Linked DNA regions of Homo sapiens: regions 1 and 3 are each linked to region 2. Evidence: chromatin contacts called from ENCODE Hi-C or POLR2A ChIA-PET data. All regions are on one chromosome and are shown on one strand. The core of a region is the stretch at or near the end of the contact, and the rest is flanking DNA. Distances in the headings are between cores, read along the strand shown. Region 1 overlaps LOC107984881 (a long non-coding RNA gene). Region 2 holds the start of CMTM4 (CKLF like MARVEL transmembrane domain containing 4). Region 3 holds the start of RRAD (RRAD, Ras related glycolysis inhibitor and calcium channel regulator).

The links. A loop is a pair of places that touch in the nucleus more often than their neighbours do. ChIA-PET counts read pairs that join two places held with the same protein, here RNA polymerase II (POLR2A). Pooled maps may share reads with other maps.
Region 1: a map of CD8-positive, alpha-beta T cell shows a loop between it and region 2 (19-fold over the local background). The contact joins the enhancer-like site here to the promoter of CMTM4 in region 2. A Hi-C loop is called at or near these places in 1 of 168 maps with a recorded cell type or tissue (CD8-positive, alpha-beta T cell) and 6 of 50 pooled maps. POLR2A ChIA-PET finds 5 or more read pairs at or near these places in 1 of 52 experiments (activated T-cell).
Region 3: a map of ascending aorta shows a loop between it and region 2 (4-fold over the local background). The contact joins the promoter of RRAD here to the promoter of CMTM4 in region 2. A Hi-C loop is called at or near these places in 1 of 168 maps with a recorded cell type or tissue (ascending aorta) and 7 of 50 pooled maps. POLR2A ChIA-PET finds 5 or more read pairs at or near these places in 1 of 52 experiments (activated T-cell).

Annotation. Positions count from the first base shown.
Region 1 is chr16:66,946,514-66,949,273 of GRCh38, forward strand. It overlaps LOC107984881 (a long non-coding RNA gene), which reads right to left. Exons shown (of 4, transcript XR_007065090.1): 4 at 2,367-2,418. Among named protein-coding and RNA genes, the nearest start is that of CES2, 12 kb to the left of the region's middle. Within about 2 kb of position 1,290, at least 7 of the 41 ENCODE cell types and tissues checked have a DNase peak (open chromatin) inside an H3K27ac peak, as active enhancers do.
Region 2 is chr16:66,695,321-66,698,020 of GRCh38, forward strand. CMTM4 (CKLF like MARVEL transmembrane domain containing 4) reads right to left here and starts at 1,423. Exons shown (of 4, transcript NM_181521.3): 1 at 1,020-1,423. The coding sequence starts at 1,205. RefSeq lists an enhancer at 626-1,465 and silencers at 936-1,225, 1,316-1,655, 1,896-1,955, 1,986-2,065.
Region 3 is chr16:66,924,092-66,926,791 of GRCh38, forward strand. It overlaps RRAD (RRAD, Ras related glycolysis inhibitor and calcium channel regulator), which reads right to left and starts at 1,444. Exons shown (of 5, transcript NM_004165.3): 1 at 1,318-1,444; 2 at 719-1,103. The coding sequence starts at 1,088. RefSeq lists silencers at 809-1,248, 1,379-1,438.

The sequences.
Region 1 (2,760 bases), core at 40-2,539, 250 kb after region 2:
TCTGTAATCCCAGCTACTCAGGAGGCTAAGGTAAGAGAATCACTTGAACCTGGGAGGCAGAGGTTGCAGTGAGCTGAGATCACAGCACTATACTCCAGCCTGGGCGACAGCACGAGACATTATCTCAAAAATAAAAAATAAAACAAGCCACCCACCCAACTATCGATGTCCTGCAGAGGTGCCTAACCCCACTTTTGTCAGAAGCCAGACCGGGCTTGTCCATAGGCCCCTGAGCCTGGGCCTCCTGCACAGTGGCCAGGAAAGCCAAGCTGCTTCCTCAGTCGCCCGTCTCCTGAAGGTTGCTCTTCTTCTCAGTGGTTCTACAGACACTGTAAGGCCCATACTCACAGGATATTAGCACACCTGCTAAGAGATTCCTGTCCGCTGGCTACCAGGGGCCTCTCCATCCAGGGAAATGTCCTCTCACGTTTCAGAATTTCCCTGCCAACCTTTCAACCCCCTGAGCATCCCCAAATTCACCATGTGTGTCCACACGATTACTTTTCCTACTTACCTCATTGTTGTCCCTAGACTTTTCTCCTTCCCCGCTCTGCAAAAAACCTCATATTTTATCTCAGTGTGCAAAGGTGGCCAATTGTGTTCAATCGGCCTCTTGGTTTCACCAAAGTATATTCTCTCTGTCATTAAGAGGCTATATTTCTGTCCCATAAACCCTAATAATCCCCTTATGCCCCTACTGCTGATCAACTTGCCTCTCAGGGCACCCGTTTTCCATGGGGAAAGTCTCCCTTCTTTCCAGCCAGGGCCCGTAAGTCCAATTACAGAGCCTTTTGAAGTTTGGGGTGAAAGACCAGGACACCCACATTGCCCATTTTGGCCACCAGGTGGCAGACAAGGATAATATTAAGCCTGGAATGACTTGAACTTGAGAGAGGGAGGAGACTTTCCTTTCAATGAACACTGATTGGTGCATAATGTTCCCACTACATTCTGAAAGCGTTTATTGTGCACCAGCTGCATGCATGCCTCTGTATGTTTTTCAGTTCTGCAGATGTACAATATACCTTCCCAAAGTCAGTTCCCAGGATTACTGTTTAGACTTAATAGTTCTTTTTTTAACAGCTTTATTGTGAAATAACTTACAATTTACCCCCTGCTCCCCCTTTTTTTTTTGAGACAAGGTCTAGTCCTGTCACCCAGGCTAGAATGCAGTAGTGCAATCACAGATCACTGCAGCCTCCACCTCCGGGCTTCAGACACTGTAAGGCCCATAGTTACAGGACCATAGTACACTCCCGTTCCCAGACCAGTTGGTCGCCTCTGGCCTGGCAGGGCTCCCAGTGTCTCGGGACCTCCAGGTGACGCGCCTGCCTCCCCTGCTGCAACAGAGGCCTGGGAGTGCCGGGTCCCCATCGCTCGGAGCGGCAGGCGCTCGTGAAATGTTCGTCAAGAGGATAAATGACCATGGCCCTGGTCTCCGCGGGAGGTGAGGAAACTGAAAGCCACCGAGGAAAAGGGGGGCGCTCCTTAAGAAGTGCCGCGGTCACGTGTACGTTTCAAAAGAATGGCGTGACTGAGTAGGGAGGGGACCGCGGAGACCCTCAGACCCTGGACTGTAAGGAGATGAGGGGCCGTGAAGGGGAACCCAGGAAACTGAGTCCTGAAAGCAAGGAGGAGCTTCCAGAATGAAGGGCGCCGTCACGCCTCCCTGCCTTTGCTCAAGCGGTTCCTTCACCCCGATCAAGTTCCTTCCCATTTCTCCAACTGTGGGGATCCTGAACGTGCACCTCCTCAGAGAAGCCCTCTTGGGATCTCCAATTCTAGTTTATTGCCCCCTCCTATCGATCCCCCAGCGCGCTCATCGGGCCTGTGGACAACGACAGGTTTGAGGAGAGGATTCTCTGGATCGCGGAGGACTACAGAAGCCGCGCAGCCCCTTCTGAGGATGCCAAAGGGGCCCGGGCAGAAGGGAAGTGGCCGTGCCCGGGCCTGCCTACCACTAGATCCCCACCCACCTATGACTGTTCAGTCCTGCTCTCCTACCAACCCACCTTTCCCGGCCCAAGTCAGCGCACCCCGCCGACTCCCTGCCCAGTCCAAACTCCGAGGCTGGGCAAGGCACTGGATCCACGGCTGGACCGACCCGGGGCAGCCTCTGGGTGAACAGCAGCGTGTCCGTCGGCAGAGAACCGAGACCAGCGAGCCGACCATGCGGCTGCACAGACTTCACGCGCGGCCGAGCGCGGTGGCCTGTGGGCTCCTGCTGCTTCTCCTCCAGGGTCACTATGAGGCTCCCGCGGAGGGGTGACAGGGACCGGGCTCAGATCTGCCAAATGCTGCGGAGGCAGAACCTGACAGTGCGGGAGGGCAGGCGCCTGGGAGGTAGGAGCTGGTGGAGATGACAGCGTGGAACTCGTGAGCCCCACGCAACGCCTCCCTGCCGCCCAGGGTGGGCTCCTAGAAGCACAGAAATGGTCGGGCTGCGGGACACCACAGCGAGGAACCAGCGGAGTACAGGGGCCCCAGGAGCGCCGGGACATGCCAGGCCGGGTAGACAGCCTCGGGTCGGAGTGAGTGAGGGATTGGGGTGTGGGGATTCAGTCCATTTCCCTCTTACGATTGTGGCTGTAGCCTGTGCTGCCGGCCGGTAATAACAGTAATAGCTTCTGGCAGCAGCTGGCTCTCAATGTGTGGCGTCCTTGGCCAAGGGGGCGCGCTGAGCCCTCCAAAGGGGCCTCAGACAAGGTTAGTGGTCCTTGGGGAACAGAAGCCCCCAGGCTCCAAATCCTAAAGCAGATC
Region 2 (2,700 bases), core at 173-2,672:
TGGGCGACAGAGACCCGGTCTCAAAAAAGAGAGAGAGAGAGAACAAGAACAAGTGGCTTCTCTGGCTATGAGAAGTCTATAAAGTTTTGAGGCCGGTGGCCTCAGAAGGCCTACCTGTGACAGAGAATGTTGGGGGGACACACGGGTTTTTCTGAATTAGAGCATGCCCACAACAGAGCTAAGCAATTGCCCGCAGAGGCATGTTACAAAACCACAAAGCAGGAACAGAGCTGAGAGGCCCCTGCCCAGAACACCCTGGAAGCTAAAACACAGGACCCTGAGAAATGAGCTCTACTACAGACAAGTCCAACAGAAAGTTCTCTGTTTCTGCTACCTCCAAAACTGGCTGCCCTCCCAGATTTAACTCTGGGTACCAATTGGGCAGTGCCAGCCACCGTGCTGGGCGGTGGATTCCGGGATGCCAAGTCTGTCTTCTTGGTTAGAAGGACACAAACCTCTGCAGTGTAGAGAATTGTGGGCATATCTGGGCTCCTCCACTGCATCAGGGCTACCTGCCTCCATCCAGCAAATACTTACTAAGCGCCTACCATATACGCCTGGCACCCAGCTAGACATCAAGTGGGAACCAAACCACAGTCCCTCGTCTCCGCAGGCAGAAACAGGCACCGTCCGGAGGTTGCGCGGGCCGGGAAAACCTGCCACAGGTTGCTAAGACCAGCTGTACCCAGGAGACAGCAGGATTCCCAGCAGCACCCAGCCCAGTAACGCCACAGACTCCCGGGAGCGAGGGCGGAGCGGACAGGTAGGCCCGAAGGCAGGTGCTCAGGTAGGAGGCGCACACCTGAGGCTGCCGGCCTGGGAAGGGCAGGCTCTGGCCGAAGGCGGGGTCCCCAGAGAAGGCTGCAGAGTGGTCCCGGGACCCCACGAGGGAGAGGGGGCGCGAGGAGCGGGCTCCGGCCTGGGCAAGCGGGTACGCGGCGGAGGCCCCGCAGCGGGGCGGGGAGGGAGGCGTGCGGCTAGGCCGCCCTCGGGCACCTGGGGCCCCGCCCGGCACCTACCACTTGGGCGACCTTGAGGCGGCCGAGCGCGCCGCGCAGGTAGTCGGGGTCGCAGCGCAGGCCGGCCAGCCCGCGGCGCTGGCTCACCGGCTCGGTGGTGGGCTGGTACGGGCTGCTGGCGCCCGAGATCATGGAGGTGCTCGAGGCCTCGCCCTCGAAGCCGTCCAGCTCCTCGCCGCTCCGCATGCTGCCGCCCGGCCCGGGCCGCCTCGCGCGGCTGGCTCCCGGCGCCAGGAGCGGGCGGACTCAGCGGGGCCGCCGCATCGCCGCCGCCGCCGCCGCCGCCGCCGCCCGACTGACTGCCCGCGGCCCGCCCGCCGCCGCCGCCTCTCGCCCGCCGCCCGGCTGCGGCTGCGGCTCGGTCCGCTCGGGCTCGGCTCCCGCCGCCTCGGCAGCGGAAAGGGAGGGAGGTGGGAGCCAGGAGAGGGAAGGAGGCGGGAGCGGGCGCGCCGGGCCGGGAGAGGCGGAGCCAGGCCGCAGCCGGCCGCTCGGAGGCGCTCCGCGGCTCGAGCGAGGTGGAGGCGGCGGCGCCGCGGGCCTCGGGGAGGGGCGGGGCGAGGCGGGGCGCCGGCTCCTCAGGCCCCGCCCTGGCCCCGCCCCCACCTGCGCCTAGAGCCGGGGCGGGAGCCGCTGGTGGGCGCTGGCGATCCCGGCACGCGGGGCGATGGGGTTCAGGCAGCGGGGTCTTGGGGCTGAGGAAAGGGTCGAGGTGGACCTGGAGGCCATGGAGTTGCTTTCCCAGACGCTGCCTCAGGTTCTCCTTTGAAGAAAGTGGGGTCCTCGACGCATAGGGTGGGGAGCTTCTCGGTAAAGACAGAGACGGGCTGCGCCACCCGGGTGCCGGGAACGGTGCGTGGCCAGGGTGGGCTTGACTCAGACTATTGGGCCGACGAGAGGTGGGTAAGTGCCTGTGTTCTCACGCTGGGCGCCTGGAACAAACCGGTTCCGAGGCCAGGGGCGGGCGGGGCAGGGTGAGGAGCCGCCCCACTGCAGGTTGTCCCCGCCGGCCTGACCCAGGCGACTGACATGTTCCTCTCCTCTCAGCTGAAAAGCTTTGCTAGCTCTGTCTACGCATAAAGTAAGGTTAAACACAGATTTTGCCCCGAAGGGCATTAATTAGGGACCAATTTACAATTCAAGTGTGAAGGCTAATTTTAAGCTAAGTAAAACACTGACTAAGAAGTGTCGCTTTGATATTGAACCCTTCCACAACCACAAATACCGAGAGCTTGCCATGTTCTAGGCACTGAGCAAGGCGCTTGAAGAACGTATCGTTGTTATTTCTATTTTACAGAAGAAGAGACTAAGGCTGCAGACTGGAAGTAGCTTGTCCAAGGTCACACAGTTCATTGGTGGGCAGAGCCCAGGTTCCTACTTTTTCTTTTTTTAAAAAAAAGTTATTTATTATTTTCATCATCATTATTTTTGTAGAGATAGGGCCTCACTGTGTTGCCCAGGCTGATCTCGAACTCCCGGGCTCAGGGGATCCTCCTGCCTCAGCCTCCCAAATTGCTGGGATTACAGGTGTGACTGACCATGCCCAGCCCTCAACTTTTTCAAAGATAGGAAGGACAGTGACTCTAATACTGTTGTCCTTCTGTATGGGGGCAAGAGAGGGAGCTTGTTTTCAGGACCCCCTCAAATACCAAAATCTGAAGATGCTCTCAAATCCTTTATATAA
Region 3 (2,700 bases), core at 194-2,693, 230 kb after region 2:
GAGGGCATGGTGTGCCTGACCTCCACCCACATGCCCCCCCTGGGGACCTTGGCCACCTAGGGCTCCTCTCTTAGAAATCCCTCTGGTTAGAAACTCTGACCTGTCCCTGATAGGCAGGGAGGGATGTCCAGTCCCATCCCACAGAGTAGCCATATCTATGCCCTGGCCTTCTACTCTGGGCATTTCTTCCCTACCAAAGGCTGGGGGGTGTCCCTTCTCCTTTCCTTTCCCCATTTATGAAGTGGGTAGGTAGAGGCATGATTCTGAAAGCGCCAATAGAATTCCACAGTATTGGCCAGGTGCGGTGGCTCACGCCTGTAATCCCAGCACTTTGGGAAGCCAAGGTGGGCGGATCACGAGGTCAGAAATTCCAGACCAGCCTGGCCAACATGGTGAAACCCCAACTCTACTAAAAACACAAATATTAGCCGGGCGTGGTAGCAGGCGCCTGTAATCCTAGCTACTCTGGAGGCTGAGGCAGGAGAATCCCTTGAAACCTGAAGGCGGAGGTTGCAGTGAGCCTAGATCGAGGCCACTGCACTCCAGCCTGGGAAAAAGAGCGAAACTCTGTCTCAAAATAATAATAAAATAATAATAATAATAATAATAACAACAACAACAACTATAATTCCACGGTATTTGCGGCTTTGAGTACCGGTCTCAGCCCCTAGTCCTAGCCCCGGGATCGCCCCTCCCCTGAACAGCTGGGTCCCCTCACCTGCTGCCTCTGCTTCAGGCCCGTCCTCCACACCGCCGAAGATGCGCGCCAGGGCGCTCTTGCCCACGCCGGGCGCCCCCAGCAGCAGCACCTTGTAAACGCTCTCGTCTGAGTCGCTGCCCCCTGAGCTGAGCGAGTCCTCGGAGTCCTCGGGCCAGTCCAGCCTGGGACCCTGGGTCCCCGTCCCGGCCGCGGCCGCCGTCAGGGCACCCGGGGTCAGCGCCGCCTGCAGGTCGCGCTCGTCCACCGGCATGCTGCGGCGGTGCAGCGGCGGGGCGGGGCCCCAGGGTGTGCTGCCCCGACGGCGCTCGCGCTCCTGGCCCCCACCGCGGCTCCCGCCCGCTCCGCTGCCGCCGCCGTTCAGGGTCATCGCGTCCGGGACCGTCTAGGGGATCAGGAACCCGAGTGGCCGTGTAAGCCGCGAGGGAGGCGGGACCCGGGGCGCACCTGCCCAACCCGGAGTCAGGCGGGATGCTCCGGCCGAGGTCCCGCCGCAGCCCTCCCCCAGCCCCCAGGTCGCGGCGCCCTCACCCGGGACCCCTCCGGACCTGGCGCATCCATCTGCAGCCGCCCCGACCCCGCTCCGCCAGGACACTCACCCACTCGCACACAGACACGCTCAGGACTAGGATCCGGATTAGGAGGCCACGCACTCGTAGTCCGGACTCGGACTTTAGGGTTTCCGCCGCCGCTGCTGCTGCAGCCACCGCCTTCTCAGCCCGCACTGGGCTCTGGCTCCAGAGCCGCCTATTTAAGCCTCCACCCGCCCCCGCTCCCGCCCCCGGTCCACGCTGCTGCGGGGGCTGACGTGTCTGTCCACCCCCACCAGGGGAATCCCCCACCCTCTTCCTCGGACCTTACATCCCCGACACCCCGCCCTACCCGCCAGGGGAGTAGCGGTAGCTGTCTGGGAATAGAGGGGCTGACCGGTAGGCGAGGTCCGGAGCTGAGGGTGTGTGTGAGAAGGAGAGAGAGAGCGAGGTTGCGGGGGGAGTACGTGATGGGGAGGCAGGCAGCGGGGTAAACCCAATCAGCCAAAAGCAGCAACTGCCCTCTGGAGAAGAATTCGGTCTGGCCCCGTGAGACTGAATTCTCCCTTTCCTCTCCCCAAGTCCCGGCTCGTCCTTTTAGCAAGTAAGCTAGTTACAGGCTGGACAGAGATCCCCCTTCTCTGCCCATGACACCCACTCCCCATAGGCTCAGGTCTGAGCTAGAATTTAGGGGGTGTCCTAAATTCACACAAAATCCTTTCCACTCCCCATCCTGGAGTTGAAGATTCTCCCTAATGAGCCTAACCTTCAGTGTGAGGGTTGGTGTCACCCCATGAGCCCCTGGGGGCCCTGAGAGGGCTGTTGGGGGTGGGGGCAGCTCTGACAGAGTTGCAGGTGGAGATGCCTGCTTGAACCCTGGGGAGGATACCCCAGCCCAGAAGAGGGAAGGGATTAAACTCAGTCCCCATCCCACCTCCCAGCACCCACCAGGCAGCTGCCAGCAACTCTGCTAAAAATAAATAATCTGCCCCAGCCCTGGCCCTGGCCGTGGCTCTGGTTATTCTGCTCCTGGACTGGAAGTTGCCCAGAGTTGGGGAAATCCAGGCCAATGGGTGTTGAATGCCAGCAGGAGCCAGCCACTTCGAGTCGTCAAGGTCTCCCTTCTTCCCTCTAGCTGTAGGCTGAGCCAGCCACCCAGGGCACATCCAGGGCCTGGAGGTTCAGGCCCCCACCCAAAAGGGGCATAAACACAGGGTGTGGTCAAGGCATGAGGAGTGTCTTAGCTCCCTGCTCATCTCTCAGGGGTCTGAGGGTTGCAGGTCAGGCTGTGAGGTATTTTGTGACAGGGACCTGCTATCAGACTGTGACATCTGATTGTGACAAGTGTGGTGGGGGTGGGAGGGCATCCATTTGGGGCTCAGGTGACATCACAGATGGATGGACCCTGGTGGGCTGTGGTAGGTTGTCATGGAGACCTGGGCCAGGCTCTTT